Linked DNA regions of Homo sapiens: regions 1, 3 and 4 are each linked to region 2. The links are chromatin contacts, found by Hi-C or POLR2A ChIA-PET in ENCODE. All regions are on one chromosome and are shown on one strand. The core of a region is the stretch at or near the end of the contact, and the rest is flanking DNA. Distances in the headings are between cores, read along the strand shown. Region 1 holds the start of ZNF573 (zinc finger protein 573). Region 2 holds the start of CATSPERG (catsper channel auxiliary subunit gamma). Region 3 holds the start of ZNF607 (zinc finger protein 607). Region 4 holds the start of SARS2 (seryl-tRNA synthetase 2, mitochondrial).

Region 1 (5,018 bases), core at 2,130-4,629, 560 kb before region 2:
AGACATAACATTCCCTGACTTCAAACTATACTACAAGACAATCGTTACCAAAACAGCATGGGACTGGTATAAAAACAGGCATGTAGACCAATGGAAGAGAATAGAGAACCCAGAATAAAGCCAAATACTTACAGCCAACTGATCTTCGACAAAGTAAACAAAAACATAAAGTGGGGAAAAGACACACTATTCAAAAAATGGTACTGGGATAATTGGCAAGCCACGTGTAGAAGAATGAAACTGGAGCTTCATCTCTCACCTTAGAGAAAAATCAACTCAAGATGGATCAAAGACTTAAATCTAAGACCTGAAACCATAAAAATTCTAGAAGATAACATTGGAAAAACTCTTCTACACATTGGCTTAGGCAAAGAGTTCATGACCAAGAACCCAAAAGCAAATGCAACACAAGTAAAGATAAATAGATGGGACTTAATTAAACTAAAAAGCTTCTGCACAGCAAAAGAAATAATCAGCAGAGTAAACAGACAACCCACAGGATAGGAAAAAGTATTCACAAACTGTACATCCAACAGAGGACTGACATCCAGAATCTACAAGGAACTCAAACAAATCAGCAAGAAAAAAACAAATAATCCCATCAAAAAGTAGGCTAAGGATATGAATAGACAATTCTCAAAAGAAGATATACAAATGGTCAACAAACATATGAAAAAATGCTCAACATCACTAATGATCAGGAAAATGCCAATAAAAATCACAATGTGATACCAATTTGCTCCCTAAGAATGACCATAATTTTAAAAAATCAAAAGATAATAGATGTTGCCATGGTTGTGGTGAAGAGAGAACACTTCTACACTACTGGTGGGAACAAAAACTAGTACAACCACTATGACAAACAGTATGAAGATTCCTTAAAAAACTAAAAGTAGAACTACCATTTGATCCAGCAATCCCACTAATGGGTATCTACCCAGAGGAAAAGAAGTCATTATATAAAATTATTTTATTTTTTTTTCAGTGATAGAGACAGGAGTCTCACCATGTTGGCCAGGCTGGTCTCGAACTCCTGGCCTTAAGTGATCTGCTGGCCTCAGCCTCCCAAAATGCTGGGATTACAGGTGTGAGCCACTGCACCCAGACAGAAGTAATTATATGAAAAAGACACTTGCACACACGTTTATAGCAGCACAATTGCAAAAATATGGCAACAGCCTAAATGCCCATCAACAAGTGGATAAAGAAAATTTGGTGTACGTACACATATATATACACTATGGAATACTACTCAGCCATAAAAAGGAATGAAATAACAGCATTGGATGCAACCTGAATGGAGTTGGAGACCATTATTCTAAGTGAAGTAACTCAGGAATGGAAAACCAAACATTACATGTTCTCATTTATGAGTGGAAGCTAAGCTATGAGGATGCAAAGACATAATAATGATATAATGGATCTCAGGAGGCTGAGGCAGGGGAATTGCTTGAACTCAGGAGGCAGAGGTTGCAGTGAACCGAGACTGCGCCACTGCACTCCAGCCTGGCCATAGAGCAAGCCTTTGTCATAAAAAAAAAAAAAAAAGCCGGTCGTGGTGGCTCATGCTTGTAATCCCAGCACTTTGGGAGGCCGAGGCGGGCAGATCACGAGGTCAGGAGACTGAGACCACGGTGAAACCCAGTCTCTAATAAAAATACAAAAAATTAGCCGGGCGTGGTGGCGGGCGCCTGTAGTCCCAGCTACTCGGAGAGGCTGAGGCAGGAGAATGGCCTGAACCCGGGAGGCAGAGCTTGCAAGTGAGCCGAGATCGCACCACTGCACTCCAGCCTGGGCGACAGAGCGAGACTCTGTCTCAAAAAAAAAAAAAAAAAAAAAGTAATATTTAAGAGGTGGTCTCTTGAAGTAACTAATACAAATTCTGTTGTTAGTCTTTTAGGATATGACTTTCAGATTTAAGCTCTGATACTTAATAAAATGTGTCTTAAAGTCTCATTGGTAAATTGGGAGAAAATGTCATTTAGCATATAAAATAGTCTGAAGATGAAGTAAAATAATCCACATAAGGCTGGGTGCGGTGGCTCACGCCTGTAATCCCAGCACTTTGGGAGGCCGAGGCGGGTGGATCATGAGGTCAGGAGTTCGAGACCAGCCTGGCCAAGATGGTGGGATTACAAGCATGCACCATCACGCCAGACTAATTTTTGTATTTTTAGTAGTGATGGGGTTTCGTCATGTTGGCCAGGCTGGTCTCGAACTCCTGACCTCAAGTGATCCGTCCGCCTTGGCCTCCTAAAATGGTGCGATTACAGGCGTGAGCCACCACACCCGGCCAAATATGAGAACGTTAATGAGATTCAGCTCAATGGCTCCCAACATCTACTGGAAAGAAAGCAGATTGGTATTAGGACATTCAGACACATTTCAGATGAAGTAAAACATACTCTAAAACCAGTAACCTTAGGAAAGAAAAAAGCCAACTAGCCTAAACATTGAGTTTTAGATGTGAAAGAATTTTTTTCCTCCTCATTAGAGTCCTTTTGAGGAATAGCAGGACCAGGGAGGGAGAAAAAAATCATGAGTTATCAGGCCTTTCCTTGAAGCACGGAATGCCTCCTTACACAATACCCTCCACGCCTTCCCTGTTCACACACTTTAACACATGGAGGTAGGAGAGAGGCTGGAATCTGGGTATGAGTTCACAGCAGGTTCCTGGGGTCAGAGCTCTGGGAAAGACGAGGTTCTGAGACAGGTAGCTCGCTCTCAGAGCTCACAAAGAAATAACCTCCCAGGCGTTTCCAATCTCACAGCAAGTCAATGCCTTCTTGCTGGAAAACTTGATGTAGAGTTCAGTATCCAACTTCCCTCTTGCAGACATTTTTTGTGTGTGTCAGCCGCAAGCAGCTGTGAGGAGGGAGGAGAGAAGCAGCAGCCGGGAACCTACAGCCAAGACTCAAAGTGACACCGCAGTGCCACCGCAATCAACGTACATGAAAAGGACAAGCACCTCATATCCCCGTCACGCAAGCACAGCCACTCACTCACCTGTCACAGCCTCACAACCGCACCCACCGTCAAGGAGGCACATCCCAGCCTCTCACACGCAGTTTCTCTGTCACACACTCTCAAACATTCCCCATCTGACATATACAACATTCTCTCACGTGCGCACTCAAATACCCTCCTCTGCTGTTCATGCACCCACGGGCCTGAGATTCCGATAACAACTGGCCGTCCACACTAGAGGCTTCCACGGTTAAAGGGCTTCCTCCACCACCCCGGCTGGTTTAGGTTGGGCTCCAACGTAACTTGATTGCCCAGAGCCCTCCCTGCGAGTACTCTGTGCCTGTTATATACTGAAATGAGTTCAACCCACCTTGCAAAAGAACCACGCGAAAACGGAAGGGAAGCCATAGATTGGGTGTTCCCGTTGCCCTCTGGGAAATGTAGTTTAAGCCTAAAGCTCCATGACCGCGGTGGCTTGTGGGAAAAGTGGCTCGGAACCCCAAATCCCGGTTAGATTGCAGGCACCGCCGGACGCTGGCTCCCGGAGGTTTTAGTTTTCCCTCTACCAGGAGTGTGAAGACACAGAGACTTATTGCGCTGGCGAAGATGGCTGAGGCGAAGGCGTGTCCGACTTGTCCTCGGAGTTCTGAGGGTTTCAGTGACCCCAGAAGGCTGAGAAGTGGAATCCGAACTCGAGGCTGCCCGAAGCCTCGGGCTGTTTGAGTGTAGAGCCGGTAGGGGAGGGCTTTCAAAGTGTGGCCGCGAGGGCGAGCGTGGGGGATCGGTTATGAGCTCCCGAGGGCGGGGACTCTGCTCTGTGTCCCCTGAGGAAGTCCAGTCTTGTTATAAGGTATGAGAAAAGTAACTTTTTAAAAATGGACAAATAATAATTGTATGTTTTATATACTGATAGGGTACAATATGCTGTTTTGATCTATGTTTACAATGCGAAATGATTAAATCAAGCTAATTAAATCCATCACCTCACTTTTTTGTGGTGAAAACATTTAAAATCTACTTTTAGCAATTTTGAAACATGCAACACATTATTTATGTAGTTGCTATTCTATGCAATCGATTAACAAAGTTTATTTCTCCTGACTAACTGAAATTTTGTACTGTTTTAATTAACATCTCCCTTTTCCCCATTTTTCAGTCTCTGGTAAACACCATTCTTTGCCTCTTAAGAGTTAGACTTTTTTAGATTCCACAAATACCACTTATGTGGTATTTGGTATTTATCTTTCTGTTACTGGCTTCTCTCACTTAGCATAATGTCCTCCTGGTTTATCCATGTTGTCACAGATGACAGAATTTTCCTTGTTTTATTTTTATTTTTTATTTATTTTTTAAAAATCTATTTACTTATTATTATTTTTTGAAACGGAGTTTCGCTCTTGTCACCCAGGCTGGAGTGCAGTGGCACAGTCTCAGCTCACTGCAACCTCTGCCTCCCCTGTTCAAGCGATTCTTGTGTCTCAGCCTCCCAAGTAGCTGGGATTATAGGCATGCGCCACCACGTCGGCTAATTTTTGTATTTTTAGCAGTGACAGGGTTTCACCATGTTGATCTGGCTGGTCTCGAACTCCTGACCTCAGGTGATCCACCCACCTTGGCCTCACAAAATGCTGCATTTACAGGCGCGAGCCACTGTGCCCGGCCGATTTTCCTCTTCTTAAAAAGTGAATAGTATTCCTTTATATATACATATATATATGTGTATAAGGTTATATACATAATATATATAATATGTAACATTTTCTTTATCCACTTATAACATGCTGGACACCTAGGTTGCTTCCGTATCCAATGCAGAATAATGCTGCAGTGAATGGTAGTGCAGTTATCTCTTCAGCATGCTGATTTCAATTCCTTTAGCTATACACCCACCGGTGGGGTTGCTGGAACATATAGTAATTCTATTTTTAGTTTCTGATGAATCTCCATATTATTTTCCATCATGGCTGTATTAATTTACATTGGGAAATGTACGTACTTTTGATGTTGTTGTGAATGGACTGGTTTATTCAATAAATTGTGTTAGGTACATT
Region 2 (5,408 bases), core at 953-3,452:
ATAGACCACCATCATCGGTTCATTTACATAAAACAACTATTATATGCGGTGCCTGGCAGGGCTGGGGGACAACAGAGGCAGAGAAAGCCATACACCCTGCCCTCACGGAGCTTGTGATCCAGTGGAAAAGAAACACCCATTTCCAGTCATGAGTGGCCTAGAGGGGCCAAGAGGTAGGATGAGGGCTGGTCATGTATCACAGAGAAGACCTAAAGGAAGGAAAGTGGTGGGCCCTGTTAAAAAGCATGGAATGGTATTCCAGAGGGCATTACTGAGTCTGCACAGGTCTGGAGCATGCATGGCTCACACCTGACCAAGGATATTCAAGTCGCTCCATGTGACCAGACTGTGGACCACAGAGGTCTAAGGGGGAGAGGGCAGATGAGCCAGATAGAATGACAGGGAGGAGAGTATGAGGGGCTCTGGAAACCGAGGGGTTTGGAAGTTTTCCTGAGGGCCTAGAGGGTCATGGAAGGTTCTAGAGCACTGGTTCTCAAGGTGTGGTCTCCAGACCACTAGTATCAGCATCACCTAGGAACTTGCCAGAAATACAAATTATCAGGCCCCACTCCAGATCTACTGAATGAAAAATTCTGGAAGTAGCCAGGTAGTTACTCAGGAGGCTGAGATGGGAGGCTCACATGAGGCCTGAAATTCAAGGCTAACCTGAGATAGGGTGTTGCTCTTTTGCCCAGGCTGAAATGCAGTGGTGTGATCACAGCTCACTGCATTTCCGTGTATTTCAGAGCTCACTGCAGCCTCAAACTCCTGGGCTCAAGTGGTCTTCCTGCCTCAACCTCCCAGGTAGCTGGGGTCACAGGGATGGACCACCACACTGGGCTAATTTAAAAAAATTGTTAGCAACAGGGTCTTACCATATTGCCCAGGCTGGCCTCAAGCGATCCTCCTACCTCAGCCTCCCAAAGTACTGGGATTACAGGTGTGCAGCACCACATCTGGCTTAATTTTTTTTTTTTTTTTTGAGACAGGGTCTCATTCTGTCGCCCAGGCTGGAGTGCAGTGGAGGGATCTCGGCTCACTGCAACCTCCGCCTCCTGGGTTCAAGCAACTCCTGCCTCAGCCTCCCGAGTAGCTGGGATTACAGGTGCCCGCCGCCATGCCCGGCTAATTGTTGTATTTTTTGGTAGAGACAAGGTTTTATCATGTTGGCCAGGCTGGTATCCAACTTCAGACCTCAAGTGATCCGCCTGCCTCAGCTTTCCAAAGTGCTGGGATTATAGGCATGAGCCACTATGCCCAGCCAGAGACTCCATCTTTAAAACAAAAACAAAAACTCAGGGTGTGGTACCCACCAACCTGGCTTACCCAGCCTTTTAGGTGAGTCTAATGCATGCTCAAATTTGAAAACCACTGGGTTAAACGTCTGGTCTGGAGTTCATCAAAAAGTCATGGCCTGAATCCTTACCTGTAAGGCATCAGAATGCAAATGAAAATTAACTTAATGAATATTTTACTTGAGCCGGGCACACTTCCCACAACAGTATAGGATGGCTGTCCTTGTCCTGTTTTGTAGAGGACGGTGCTAAGCAGCCTATTCATTCTCACAAGGTCTCCAGGAAACCACACTTTTTTAAGGAGTAGAATTTTGGGGTAGGGCCGGGCGCAGTGGCTCACGCCTGTAATCCCAGCACTTTGGGAGGCCGAGGCGGGTGGTTCGCCTGAGGTCAGGAGTCGAGACCAGCCTGGCCAACATGATGAAACCCCGTTTCTACTAAAAATACAAAAAATAAATTAGCCAGGCGTGGTGGCGGGAGCCTATAATCCCAGCTACTCGGGAGGCTGAGGCAGGAGAATCGCTTGAATCCGGGGCAGGGGCGCGGAGGTTTCAGTGAGCCGAAATCGCGCCACTTCACACTCCAGCCTGGGAGAAAGAGCGAAACTCCGTCTCAAAAAAATATATATATATATATATTTGGGTAGGAAGCACAAGTAGGGACCGTGCTTGCTGCCAGAACAACCAATAGAAACTCCTTGAAGGCCTTCCTGGCACAAACGTAGTCTCCAGCACCCTCTGCCGACCAGGCCCCGCGCCCTCAGTGCTGAGACAGCCTCCAGCCCTCGGTGCCTTAGGGGTTGCGCGTCACCTTGGAGACCGCGTGAGAGGAGGGCGTGCCTCTGCAAAGGCGGAAGTCGGCTGTGGAAGTGTGGGCGGCCATTTTGAGACCGGGCAAGAGGGGCGGGACTGGTGCGGCCGAGTGACAGTTGACCGGTTTTAACCAAGTGACTGGTACCACGGGGCCGGGGAAAAAGCTGTGCCATCCAGGGGCGGGGGGATGCCGGGGACGGGGAGGAACTAGGAAGGGGAGGGGAAGGGGAAGGCGAGAAGGGGAGAGGCAGGGGAAAGAGGGGAAGAGTCGTGGGAGCTGGGAGAGGAGGGAAAGAGGGGAAGAGTCGTGGGAGCTGGCAGAGGAGGGAAAGGGGGAGCCGAACGTGAAGGGCGAAGGGCGGGGCGGGGCAGGAGAGTCGGGGTATAGAGCAGGCAGGTGTTAATGGCATGGGAAGGAAGAGTAAGAAGTGGGGCAAGAAGGTGTCGCGGTACGAGGGGAAGGTGAGACTCAAGAAGGTGCCGGCTAAGAAGCTGGTGCCGGCGTGGAAGGAGAAGGTGTGGGGCGAGGAAACAACGAAGGGCGAGGAAAGATCCCGAGGCGAAGAGACAGTTTTCATCGAGAAGGGGCAGGGCGAGGAGGAGGGGCGTTACCAGAGGGCGGGACGGGGCGACGGGCCCGCGCGGGAAGAACCAATCGCCGAGAACCCGGGGAAGGAACGGGTCCATAAAGACCAAGTGGAGGAGTAGGGGCGCGGTCAGGAGCGGAAGCAGAGTGAGGAGCAAGCCCCGGGCGAGAAACGGGGGCCCGGCCGGGAGCAAGAGCAGGGGCGGGGCCGGGAGCAAGAGCAGGGGCGGGGCCCGGAGACGGGCGAGACCAGGTACAGTACCCAGCCCCTGGGCAGACCCCGAGCGAGGAGAAAGCGGCGATACCAAGAGAAGTGCGAGGGTGGGGCAAGAGGTTGGGGCACAGCCGGGTGGAAGTACACGGGTGCGATCGCAGGCAGAAGCAGTACGGGGGAACTTAAGAGGGGGACTGTCAAAGCGAGAAATAGAAACCAAGACCAGGTGAAGAGCAAGAGTGGAATACAGGGAGGGGGCGGAATAAGGAGCAAGGTGAGGATAAAGTTAAAGGAAGAGACGTGGAGGCGGCGGGGCGGAACGAGGCGGAGGAGCAGGGGTGTGGCCAGAAACATTAGTAGGGCTGGGGCCCGGAGCAATAGCAGAGGTGCGATACCCACGAGGGTCGGGGGCAGGGCCAGGAGCAAGAGCAGGGGCGGGACCAGGAGCAAGTGCAGAGGCGGAGCCAGGAACAAGAGCAGAGGCGGGGCTAAAAGTCCGTGCGGGGGCAGGGCCAGGAGCAAGAGCAGGGGCGGGACCAAGAGCAAGTGCAGGGGCGGGGCCAGGAGCAAGAGCCGGGGCGTGGCCAGGAGCAAGTGCTGTGAGAGGCGCAGAAGCGAGGTGGAATCTTAAAAGTGGGCTCCAGAGAGCTGTCCGGCGCGTGGGTGTTGACTCCTGCGTTCTCCAGGTTCTAGCCACGTTATGTGCGGCCCAGCCATGTTCCCTGCCGGTCCTCCGTGGCCCAGAGTCCGAGTCGTGCAGGTGCTGTGGGCCCTGCTGGCAGTGCTCCTGGCGTCGTGGAGGCTGTGGGCGATCAAGGATTTCCAGGAATGCACCTGGCAGGTTGTCCTGAACGAGTTTAAGAGGGTAGGCGAGAGTGGTGTGAGCGACAGCTTCTTTGAGCAAGAGCCCGTGGACACAGTGAGCAGCTTGTTTCACATGCTGGTGGACTCACCCATCGACCCGAGCGAGGTGAGGGGACCAGGGTCAAGTGAACCAGAGGGATTTTGAACCCGCACTCCACTCATTTCTGGACGTGTGGCCTAACCTCTCTTTGCAGAAATACCTGGGCTTCCCTTACTACCTGAAGATCAACTACTCCTGCGAGGAAAAGGTGAGTGGGTGCAGCACGGATAGGCTCATTCTATGAGCCTTGGTTTTCCCACCTCTAACATTTTTATTTATTTATTTATTTTATTTTTTTGAGACGGAGTCTTGCGCTGTTGCCCAGACTGGAGTGCAGTGGCGCGATCTCGGCTCACTGCAACCTCCGCCTCCCGTGTTCAAGCGATGCTCCTGCCTCGGCCTCCCAAGTAGCTGGAACTACAGGCATGTGACACCACGCCCGGCTAATTTTTGTATTTGGTAGAGACAGGGTTTCACCACGTTGCCCAGGCTGGTCTCAAACTCCTGACCTCATGTGATCCACCTGCCTCAGACTCCCAAAGTGCTGGGATTACAGGTGTGAGCCACCGTGCCTGGCCCCCATCTCAATATGTGGTAGCACCATCCAACCCTGGTGGCTTTAAGGATTCAAGAAGGCTGTCTGTGTACAGTTCCCAGTAACCCACCAAGCACCTAGTAGGTGCTCAAGTAAGCTTTTTTGTTCCATGTTTTTTTTGTTTTGTTTTGTTTTTGAGACGGAGTCTCGCTCCGCCCAGGCTGGATTGCAGTGGCGCGATCTCGGCTCACTGCAAGCTCCGCCTCCTGGGTTCACACCATTCTCCTGCCTCAGCCTCCCAAGTAGCTGGGACTACAGGCGCCTGCCACCACGCCCGGCTAATTTTTTGTATTTTTAGTAGAGATGGGGTTTCACCGGGTTAGCCAGGATGGTCTCGATCTCCTGACCTCGTGATCCGCCCGCCTCGGCCTCCTAGAGTGCTGGGATTACAGGCGTGAGCCACCTCACCCGGCCTTGTTCCAGGTTTTTAAAGCTATGAGTAGGAGTTTACCATATATATAATTCACACACCATAAAATTCACCATTGTTATTTTTGTTATTTTTCTGAGGCAGGGTCTCACTCTGTTACCCAGGCTGGAGTGCAATGGTGAAATCACAGCTCATTGCAGCCTTGACCTCCTGGGCTCAAGTGAACCTTCTGCATCAGCCTCTTGAATAGCTGGGACTAGTTGTGCGCCACCACACCAGCACGGGAGGATCACTTGCATCCAGAAGCTCAAGACTAGCCTAGGTGAATTTGGCTGGGCATGGTGGCTCCCACCTGTAGAAATGCTAAGGCAGGATCATCATAATGAGCCTAGGAGGTTGAGGCTGCAGGGAACTGTGATCATGCCACTACACTCCAGCCTGGGTGACAGAGTGAGACCCTGTCTTTGTTTTTATTAATTAATTAATTAATTTTTGAGATGGAGTCTCACTCTGTTGTTGGGGTGATCAGACCCAACACCAGGTCGGGGGGAGGGGGTGGCGACGAAGTCCGGCGGAGTCAAAGGATTGAGAAAAAGGCAGTTTGAGAGAGAGAAGTAAAGTGGGACCAGAGG
Region 3 (5,519 bases), core at 980-3,479, 620 kb before region 2:
ACGCCTGTAATCCCAACACTTTGGGAGGCCAAGGTGGGTGGATCACCTGAGGTTGGGAGTTCAAGACCAGCCTGACCCACATGGAGAAACCCCGTCTCTACTAAAAATACAAAAAAAAAAAAAAAATAGCCAGGCATGGTGGCCCATGCTTGTAATCTCAGCTACTCAGGTGGCTGAGGCAGGAGAATCGCTTGAACCCGGGAGGCGGAGGTTGCAGTGAGCAGAGATCGCACCATTGCACTCCAGCCTGGGCAACAAGAGCGGAACTCAGTCTCAAAAAAAAAAAAAAAAAAAAAAAAGAAAGAAAAAGAGTTGCATATATAGTTTGAGAACTGTGATCCACCACTGTAACTCTAAATAGTGTTAAACATTAGATCACAGCTATTTATCCTGTGACAGATTCTTTACAAACATAAATCTTATTATTTGTATAATATCCAATCCCTTGGACGCTGTATAATTTTCTTAACCATTCCCATAATCTCGTTCATTAGTTTTCTGCAAAACCATTCAAAGGTATAAAACTCTTTGATTCCAGATCTAAAACCTGAGTCTAAATAATTTGGATTATGGACATCCTAGAAAAATGCAAATTAACAAACATGTACAGGAATTCTTTATAGAATTTCAGGGGGTTTGTGATGTCCCTTATGCCCATAAGGGCATTGGTCTACAGACAGTACACCAATGACCGAGAATTCCTATTTTGGAAAACTTAAATTCTGGCTCACTTCCTTCACATCACGGCTAAGTTCATATTCTTGTTGCTTTTGATCTACAGAAATCCAAAACGGAATATCCAAAATTGCCTCATAATACTTAGCGCTTATGTTTCCCCCCTCCAAGGCTGCAGGCGCGTAATTTCATACACACGACCAGAAGGAAGTATGTTGGATGGAACCTGCAATCATCCTTCACTGCAGGTTCTTGGGGTCAGAATTCAAGGCCGTGTTTGTTAAACATGTAAATGAAACTCCAAGAACCGGGAGGTGGGGGCGGAGTAACAACCCTTTTCAGGAGGGAATCCTACACTCGAAACTGACAAACCCTGCCAGACCAAATTTTAGTCAGGCTACTACACCTTCAGCTAGGCCCATCTGTACACTTCACTGTAAAATCTGGCTATAGCAAAGAACTATTCTAAGTCAGTTTAGCAAGACCCTTTCGCCTCCGTATCTTCATCCTCCACCGTCCCCCAGGTCTCTCTCTCCAGAAATAATCCTGTTAGGTGCGTTTAGTCAGAATCTTCCTTAACCCAGACATTTCCTCTTAGTAATTTCTCATCCAGTGATCCCTAACCTTCTTGGCTATAAATTCCCACTTGTTCATGCTGAATTCGGAGTTGAGCCCAATGTCTGTTACCCACTGCAAAATCTCACAGCCGGGATCCCAATACCTACCACCATGGTCCTGAATAAAGGGTTCTTTGCATGCTTTAACAAGTGTCACTGAATACTTTTTTATTTAACAGAATCTATCATACCTTTCTTAAGGGCAATTACTCTTCTAAGCTTCTCATCCTATCTGTTTCTTCTCACTGGAAATCTTCATCTAAGACTCAGTATCTGATTTCCCATTGGGACCATTTCTCTGTTGTAGTCGTACTAGGCTGAGGAAGGCACAGGAAGCAGCAGGGAACCTGGAGCCAAGGGTCAATAGACCCCACAGAGCCCAGCGAAGCACGCTTTACAAAGGACACACACGGCATGTACAGGTCACACAAGGTCGACTACGCACCCCTCACAGTCCCGCAACTGCACCCACGTCACACAGGCAAGCCGGTCCTGTCGCCGCTGCGCGGTCTCTCACGCTCCCCGCCTGTCTCCTAGAGACGGGCCCCTCCTCCGCAGCTCCAGCACCCTAGGGCCTGAGGAGGCGGGAGACTCGCCCGGCCCGCCTGGGGGCCTCCGCGCTCTGAGCGCCTCCTGCAGCCCCACTCTCACCGCCACGCAGGGTACCACGCGGGCGGCGGGCTGGGGCTGCAGAGGCTCCCGCAGTGACCTGCGCCGCCTTCTTCAGGTGGAACCAAAAGGTCCCGGAACCGGAGCCAGGGGTCCAAGTTTTCTCCGTTGCCTTTGTAATATGTAGTCCAAGCCAGAACAGTCAGGACCGCAGGTACCGGTGAGAAATGGAGTCCAGAATCCTAAAAACCTACGAGAAATACGGCAGCGACCACTTGGACCGCGCCTCCCACCCACCGCTCGAGCCCCGGAGACTTCTGGGAGTGGCCGCCTTGCCTCGAGTGCGCATGCGCAGATCGGCCACTACTGGGCCCCTGGCCTGAGGCTTAGGGTGGAGTTAGTGCGTTCTTAGGGCCAGTAGGAGGCGAGTCTGAGTAGAAACTGATCCAGGTAGCCTCGGAAGGGATCACCTGCTGGATGGGTGTGAGCTCCTCAGGGTGGGGCGCCGAAACCCTCATGGCTCCTGAGGTAGAGCCGGCCTCCTTGGTAACACATGGGACTGGGACTTTTAATACCACCCGACAGGCCCAGCTTGTCTCGTCAAGCGCTAAGTAAATGGACTCACGTCCTATATGAGGGTTTGAAGTTCCATCACATTCTTCAATACATGACATTATGTTCTTCATCTTTGGACACGAATATATTTGACTAAAAATTTGACTAAAAAATCATCTGAAGAAATAACTGCTAAATAGTTTTATTATTTTTGTTCTGGAATAGGCTTCTTGAAGATAAAATAAGAAATTTAAAAAATTTTTTTGATCCTTCATGTAATACTTTGTAAATCTTCATAGTTATTTAGAAGCATCCAAAATTTCCAAATGGTAAAAAACGAATAAGAAAAATTTTTAGGTAAGTAAATTTGGGGGAAATATTTACAACAGCTAAAACGGACAAATATTTAATAGTCCGAATTTCCTGTTTCTTTGGCTTAATAAAATATTGATGAATACAGGCTGGGCACGGTGGCTCACGCCTTTAATCCCAGCATTTTCGGAGGCCAAGGCAGGAGGATCAGTTGAGGCCAGAAGTTCAAAACCAGCCTAAGAAACATAGTGAGACACCCCTCTCCTCCTCCCAAACTCTACCAAAAATGAAAGTTAGCCTGGTGTGGTGGCACACGCCTGTGGGCCCAGCTATTCCAAAGACAAAGGTAGGAGGATCAGTTGAGCCCGGAAGTTCAGGCTTCAGTGAGGTATGATGGTGTCACCGCACTCTGGCCTGAGCAACAGAGCAAGACCTTGTCTCAAAAAATAAATAAGTAAAATTAATTTAAAAATAAAAAATATTTGTCTATACCCTAAGAGGAAAAGGAACAAAACTAAAAAATCACCATTCAAAAATACAAATAGTCAAGGAAAAAAAACTATTAAAGTTACAATTTAAGAACTTATTGATCACTTTTTCTTCTCTTAATTAGTTCTTGGATTTGTTGCTCCTGAATCTCCTGAATAATCTCTCAGAAATACCACACATAGATCAATGGATTAAATTGACTCCACATATTATTTTCTTTTTCTTTTTTCTCTTTTTGAGACGGAGTTTTGCTCTAGTTGCCCAGGCTGGAGTGCAATGGCACGATCTTGGCTCACTGCAACCTCCACCTCCCAGGTTCAAGCGATTTTCCTGCCTCAGCCTCCTGAGTAGCTGGAATTACAGGCATGCATCACCATGCCCAGCTAATTTTGTATTTTTAGTAGAGACAGGGTTTTACCATGTTGGTCAGGCTGGTCTCGAACTCCCAACCTCAGATGATCTGCCCGCCTTGGCCTCCCAAAGTGCTGGGATTATAGGCATGAGCTACTGCGCCCGGCTCCACATACTATTTTCAACAAGGATACCAAGGCATTTTAAGGAAGGGAAGAGTAGTCTTTGTTGAAAAGACTGGAATTAGAGATGCACATAGAAAGGAATGAATTGAGTTCCCTGCCTCTCACCATATACAAAATCAACTCAAAATGGATCAAACACCTAGGTGTAAGACTTAAAACAGTAGAACATTTAGAAGGAAATGTAGGCATAAATCTTCTGGACTTTATAGTCAGCAATTGTTTCTTAACCGTGACATCAGAATCACAAGCAACAACATCAAAAAAGGAAATTGGACATAAATTGTAAAACATTGTGCTTCAAAACCCACCAAGAATGTGAGAAGCTACCCAAAGAGTGAGAAAAATTGTTTGTAAATTATGTATCCAATAAGGGATTTGTATCTAGAATATATAAAGAAGTCTTGCAACTCAATAATAAAAAGCCCAACAAAAATGGGCAAAGTAACTGAATAAGCATTTCTCAAAAAAAAAAAAAAAGTATACACATGGCTACTAAATACTTGAAAACATGTTCTATATTAATCATTAAGAATATGCAAATCAGCCAGGAGCAGTGGCTCATGCCTGTAATCTCAGCACTTTGGGAGGTCGAGGCAGGAGGATTGCTTGAGCCTAGGAGTTCGAAACCAGCCTGGGAAACAAAGAAAAAGACTATGTAAATCAAAACCCCAAAACCCCAATGAGATATACTACTTAGGATGACTAAAATCAAATAAATATACAATAACAAATTTTGGATAGGATTTGGATAAATAGAACCCTATATACATTGATGGTGTCACTGGAAAATGGTAGAACTACTGTATAAACAGTCTGGCAGTTCCTCAGAAGAATGTAGAGTTACCATACGATGTAGCAATTTTAGTCCTAGGTATATTCTCAAGACAAAACCATATGTTCTCACAAAGCTTGTACACAGATATTTATAGCAGCATGATTCATGATAGCCAAAACTGGAAAGAAAACCCAATTGTTCTTCATTTTATAAGTAGATAAGTAAAATGTGGCATATCTACACAATGGACTATTATTTGGTAATATAAGGAAATGAAGATCTGATACAAGCTACAACATAGATCAACCTTGAACACTATGCTAAGTGAATGAAGCTGGTACAAAAGACCACATATTTATGATTCCTTCTATGTGAAATTTCTTCTCATATAAAATTTCCAATGTGGGCTAATTTATAGAGACTGAAAGTAAATTGTTTCCTAAATTGAACGGTGGCAGAAGGAATTGGGATGGTGGCTAAAGGCTTTCATGCTGGCGTGATGAAAATGTTATAAAACTGTGTTGAAGGTTTCACAACTTTGTGACTACATTAAAAACTACTGGATTTTACACTTTAAATGAGTGAATTGGATGGAATGTGAATTATATACAAAGTTGTTACCAAAAGAAATAAAAAAGAAATACAGAGTTTTCAACAAGTAAAAACTGAGAGCATTTGTTGTTAGCAGATCTTCTTTATAAGAAATGTTAAAGAAAATTCTTGAGAAAGAATAGGACAGAATCAGAAATTTGTATCTAAACAAGAAATGAAGAGTCAGAATTAAAGTTAATGGAAGTAAAACCATTTTTTTCCTCATATTTAGTTTCTCTGAAAGATAGTAATAATGTTATTATTATTATTCTTAAAATTTTTTGAGATACAGTCTTGCTTTGTCACCCAGGCTGGAGTGCAGTGGCACGATCTCAGCTTACTGCAACCTCCGCCTCCCAG
Region 4 (4,976 bases), core at 698-3,197, 590 kb after region 2:
ATTTACCACAGATTATAATGAGTATATCTGTCTCTATGAATTTGATTACTCTAGGTAGTCAAATTTACCAGAAATTGTAATTAGTATATATGTATAGTTGTATATGTTAAATGTCTTTTAGTGGGGCATGGTGGCTCACATCTGTACTCCTAGCACTTTGGGAGGCCAAGGTGGGTGGATCACTTGAGGTCAAGAGTTCGAGACCAGCCTGGCCAACATGGTGAAACCCCGTCTCTACTAAAAATACAAAAATTATGCAGATGTGGTGGCATGTGCCTGTAATCCCAGCTACTCGGGAGGCTGAGGTGGGAGAATCACTTCAACCTGGGAGGCAGAAGTCGCAGCGCACTCCAGCCTGGGAGACAAGAGCAAAACTCCATCTCAAAAAAAAAATGTCTTTTACTAGACTGTGAACTCAGATCATGAGAGGGCACAGCAGGGTACTTAAGATTGTGGAGTCTGGGTGTGGTGGCTCATGCCTGTAATCTCAGCATTTTGGGAGGCCAGGGTGGGAGGATCACTTGGGCGCAGGAGTTCAAGACCAGCCTGGGCAACATAGTATGTCCCTGTCTCAACAAAAAATACAAAAGTTTAGCCGGGCGTGGTGGTGTCTGCCTGTAGTCCCAGCTACACGGGAGGCTGAGTGGGAGGATTATTTGAGCTCAGGAATTCAAGGTTCCAGTGAGCTATAATTGTACCACTGTACTCCATCCTGCCATCCTGGGCGACAGAACAACACCCTATCTCAAAAAAAAAAAAAAAAAAAGTGGATTCTAGGCCAGAAAGCACAGGTTAAAATTCCCACTCTGCCACTTCCCAGTTGCATGACCTAGCGCAAGTGAATTAGCTTCTCGAAGCCTTAGTTTCCCCTCTGATAAAATGGGAGAAATAATGGCACCTACTTCATAGAGTTGCTGTGAAAATTAAACGAGGTTAAAGTGAATAAAGCACTTCAAACAGGCTGGGAGGGGAGTCCAAGAGAGGAATGGGAAGACGTGGGGACCCCACTATCGTTAGCACCTCAACACAGAGATATTGTGAACCCGGTCCTAATTCCCTTTTATAAGTGCTAGCAATTTTATTATTATTCACCGCATATTTGCAACATCTAGAACACCGGAATATAGCAGTTGCACCTTAAGTATCAGTTTAATAGAACCATTCATTAATGGATTCATTCATTCATTCATTAACTCTATTTAACTGCCTGCTATGTGTGGCGGAGGTGCACAACTCTCCCTACCTCTCTCTCTAAACGCAAGAGCTCCACCACACCCCAGCCCTGACCCCGTCCGATTCACACTTGGCTCCCCATTTTCCTTTGTGGTCTTAGGGAAAGGCTGGCATGAGGTTGCAGCACGGAGGGCAATGTCACATAGCAAGTTCCTAAAGGACAGGAGGTACCCAGCGAGCAGTATGAAACAAGCGCATAATGGGTGTCCAGGACACAGTAGGCATTCTTGGCACATAGTAGGGCCTCAGCACTCACTGGACAACTGGCACATAAGTGGGTGCCATGCACAAGACGTTGGCTAACTTGGGAAATAACTAAAATTCCTACTACAGGTTCGCCCCCTGCCGGAGGGCATCTTGCAAACCCAATTCTTCCGTAAAGCAAACGTCTGCGCCCCCCGGCCGGCGCAGGCGCACTCACGATCGCGGGCAGGTCCGCCGAGCGCAGCTCCCCCTTGCGGAGCTCCAGGGCGTGTGCGGCCTCTTCTGGGCATGCGCAGAACCGCTCTATGTCCAGCTGAGGGAGTGCGCTGTAGCCCTCGCGCGCATACTCGTACAGGAGGTTCCGGTTTCGTTTCTCTGTAGTGAAACTTCTCCTTGGACTATCGTTGGAGATGCAGCCTCCCCGGGGCCGGAACCCCCGACGAGTCAGCAAAGGCCACAAGCGCCGCGCCATGGACGCAGCCATCTTGGACCGGGAACAAGGCGGCACTTCGTCCCGCCCACTCCGCGTTTAGACCAATTGCAAGGCAGCGAACCTGACCGTGACGAGCCAATCAGATCCTGAGGAAAGTTGACCGCGATAGAGTCCTTCGTCGCCCAATCGTCGTCTGTGTCCCGCCTCTTCAGTGACGCGAGGCAGAACCAGCCAATCCCTGCACGGATAGCGCCCGGAAGAGGCTAGAAGCTGGATTCAGCGTGTCCGCGACCTCACCTTTAGGTCCTGTGAGGTCGGTGGAATCCTGGGGTCCTCCAAATCTACCAGGCCATCTCCCCAGTTTCCCAGTTCTTCCTGCGTGCGGGCGAGAGTGGTTGGGCCCTCGGGAACCCACTCAGAGCGAGGCTAAATTTACGGAGGGACTTTCTGTTAGCAGCATGAGGGCCTGTGGTTAGACCTATAGAGGTATTTCCTTTGATTTAAGCCAGAAAGTCCTGAGAGCGGATCGGGGAGCATTTGCGGATCGGTCACTTTTTCCTCCTTTCTGAGTCTCTTATCCCCTACCACAGGGACGGCCCAGGTGGCAGGATGTCCTGGTCTGGCCTTCTCCATGGCCTCAACACGTCCCTAACTTGTGGTAAGTGGGGGACTTGGGCTTCAGGGACGAGGCTAGAGGGGGAGGGTTATTCGCTCTTGGACTTGTGTGCCTCCGTCGGAGCCCCGAGGGAAACGGGGGTGGAAAAACACGGTGGGGTTTTGGCAGAGCTAGGGCTGCTAGAGCAAGAGGTGGGAAGCAGCTGCATGGAGGGCTACTGCGTGTCAAGCGGCGTTTGGGTCAGTTTTATTATTTATTTATTTAAGATCTCCCTCTGTCGCCCAGGCTGAAGTGCAGCGGTGTGATCACAGCTCACTGCAGTCTCGACCTCCTGGGCTCAAGTGATCCTCCCGCCTCAGCCTCCCAAGTAGCTGGGACCACAGGCCTGCAGAACCACAACCAGCTAACTTTTTGATTCTTTGTAGAGAGGGAGGTCTCCCTGTGTCGCCCAGTCTGGCCTTAACTCCTGAGCTCAAGTGACCCTCCACAGCCTCCAAAAGTGCTAGGATTACATGCATGAGCCACTGAGCCTACTATTATTTTAAACAGCATTAAAAATAATGCTTCCTGGCCAGCCGTGGTGGCTCACGCCTGTAATCCCAGCACTTTGAGAGGCCGAGGTCAGGAGTTCGAGACCAGCCTGACCAACATGGTGAAACCCCGTCTCTACTTAAAAATACGAAGATTAGCCGAGCGTGGTGGTGGGTGCCTGTAGTCCCAGCTGCTCAGGAGGCTGAGACAGGAGAATTGCTTGAACCCAGGAGGCAGAGGTTGCAGTGGGCCAAGATTGAGGTACTGCACTCCAGCCTGGGCGACAGAGTGAGACTTTGTCTCAAAAAAAAAAAAGAAAAAAAAAAAAAAGGTAATGCTTCCTTGAAGAATAAAGAGTTACTTTTGTCTGTAGATAACATTAGATGTGAACAAATGCATCTTTGTAAAGTGCTTTAAACAATGCCTAAAACACCAAAATTGAGTTGCTACTACTCTAAGATCTGTTCTCTGGGATAATAACCCCTTTCGGCCCTCTCCAGGCCCAGCTCTGGTTCCCCGGCTCTGGGCTACCTGCTCCATGGCTACCCTGAACCAGATGCACCGCCTGGGGCCCCCCAAGCGGCCGCCTCGGAAGCTGGGCCCCACGGAAGGCCGGCCGCAGCTGAAGGGTGTGGTCCTGTGCACGTTTACCCGCAAGCCGAAGAAGCCCAACTCAGCCAATCGCAAGTGCTGTCGAGTGCGGCTCAGCACTGGCCGCGAGGCCGTCTGCTTCATCCCTGGGGAGGGCCACACCCTGCAGGAGCACCAGATTGTCCTTGTGGAGGGCGGCCGCACCCAGGACCTGCCAGGCGTCAAGCTCACCGTTGTGCGTGGCAAGTACGACTGTGGCCACGTGCAGAAGAAGTGACGGCTGGGGGCACAGTGGGCTGGGCGCCCCTGCAGAACATGAACCTTCCGCTCCTGGCTGCCACAGGGTCCTCCGATGCTGGCCTTTGCGCCTCTAGAGGCAGCCACTCATGGATTCAAGTCCTGGCTCCGCCTCTTCCATCAGGACCACTATTAAGCCATAGGAGTCCTGGGGGTGCAAAGGGTGCCCCTCTGTCAACACCCTTGGCTCCTGTGTTTAGAGGGGTGGCCTGAAGGACCTTTTCTGCTGGGACAAGACACTGTACTGCCCTCTGCTGGGAAGGGGTTTTAATAAACAGACCCTGGCGCTTGTGATGTAAATCCCCTTGTGGAGTATTTGCCCTCTGTGTGGCTGTGGCAGTGGACATCTCTGAGCTTCAGTTTCCTCCAGAAAATAGCTCCATTGGTGGTATCTCCTTTGTTTGGTTTGGTGAAGATTAAATTCGATGCTCTATGTGCATAACACGCACGGAGGGCTCTTTTTTTTTTTTTTAGACAAAGTCTCACTCTGTTGCCCAGGCTGGAGTGCAGTGGCCTGATCTCAGCTCACTGCAACCTCTGCCCCCCGGGTTCATATGATTCTCCTGCCTCAGCCTCCCGAGTAGCTGGGATTGTAGGCACACACCACCAGGCCTGGCTAATTTTTGTATTTTTAGTAGAGACAGCGTTTCACCATGTTGGCCAGGCTGGTCTCAAACTCCTGAGCTCGGGTGATCTGCCCACCTTGGCCTCCCAAAGTGCTGGGATTACAGGCGTGAGCCACCACGCCTGGCAGAGGGCTACTGTATTTTAAGCTTAGGAGTCAGGTAGGTGGCACAGAGGCCCAGGTCTTCTTCCTGCAGGCCATGGGTTCTGGGCACATAAACTCTGCCCTCAAGCATGGACAGCTGGAAAATGGCAGTAATTGTAATGTTGATGTGGAAGGGGTGTGGAAAGGATTCAATGGGGTGTGCTGCTCCACACCCGGGAGCTGTTCTTTTATTTTATACGTGTGTGTGTGTGTGTGTGTGTGTGTGTGTGTTTGTGTGTGTTTGTGTAGAGAGAGAGACAGAGTCTCACTGTGTTGTCCAGGCTGGAGTGCGGTTCTATGAT

The links. A loop is a pair of places that touch in the nucleus more often than their neighbours do. ChIA-PET counts read pairs that join two places held with the same protein, here RNA polymerase II (POLR2A). Pooled maps may share reads with other maps.
Region 1: a loop to region 2 is called in a map of CD8-positive, alpha-beta T cell, with 11 times the contacts of the local background. The contact joins the promoter of ZNF573 here to the promoter of CATSPERG in region 2. A Hi-C loop is called at or near these places in 3 of 168 maps with a recorded cell type or tissue (B cell, CD8-positive, alpha-beta T cell and breast epithelium), 5 of 37 single-sample maps with no recorded cell type and 9 of 50 pooled maps. POLR2A ChIA-PET finds 5 or more read pairs at or near these places in 1 of 52 experiments (activated CD8-positive, alpha-beta memory T cell).
Region 3: a loop to region 2 is called in a map of B cell, with 5 times the contacts of the local background. The contact joins the promoter of ZNF607 here to the promoter of CATSPERG in region 2. A Hi-C loop is called at or near these places in 1 of 168 maps with a recorded cell type or tissue (B cell), 2 of 37 single-sample maps with no recorded cell type and 4 of 50 pooled maps.
Region 4: a map of CD8-positive, alpha-beta T cell shows a loop between it and region 2 (36-fold over the local background). The contact joins the promoter of SARS2 here to the promoter of CATSPERG in region 2. A Hi-C loop is called at or near these places in 3 of 168 maps with a recorded cell type or tissue (CD8-positive, alpha-beta T cell, gastrocnemius medialis and naive thymus-derived CD4-positive, alpha-beta T cell), 8 of 37 single-sample maps with no recorded cell type and 17 of 50 pooled maps. POLR2A ChIA-PET finds 5 or more read pairs at or near these places in 5 of 52 experiments (BJ, HCT116, MCF 10A and 2 more).

Annotation. Positions count from the first base shown.
Region 1 is chr19:37,776,207-37,781,224 of GRCh38, forward strand. It overlaps ZNF573 (zinc finger protein 573), which reads right to left and starts at 3,380. Exons shown (of 5, transcript NM_001172690.2): 1 at 3,338-3,380. RefSeq lists enhancers at 2,868-3,531, 3,323-3,617, 3,324-3,673, 3,532-4,194.
Region 2 is chr19:38,333,628-38,339,035 of GRCh38, forward strand. CATSPERG (catsper channel auxiliary subunit gamma) reads left to right here and starts at 2,203. Exons shown (of 29, transcript NM_021185.5): 1 at 2,203-2,248; 2 at 3,594-3,877; 3 at 3,966-4,019. The coding sequence starts at 3,608. RefSeq lists enhancers at 1,942-2,236, 2,041-2,250 and silencers at 2,371-2,450, 2,821-2,990.
Region 3 is chr19:37,717,532-37,723,050 of GRCh38, forward strand. ZNF607 (zinc finger protein 607) reads right to left here and starts at 2,230. Exons shown (of 5, transcript NM_032689.5): 1 at 1,738-2,230. RefSeq lists silencers at 1,732-1,821, 1,882-1,991.
Region 4 is chr19:38,928,816-38,933,791 of GRCh38, forward strand. SARS2 (seryl-tRNA synthetase 2, mitochondrial) reads right to left here and starts at 1,948. Exons shown (of 16, transcript NM_017827.4): 1 at 1,655-1,948. The coding sequence starts at 1,921. It overlaps MRPS12 (mitochondrial ribosomal protein S12), which reads left to right and starts at 2,129. Exons shown (of 3, transcript NM_033362.4): 1 at 2,129-2,183; 2 at 2,461-2,528; 3 at 3,518-4,353. The coding sequence starts at 2,480. The coding sequence ends at 3,885. RefSeq lists an enhancer at 1,573-2,032.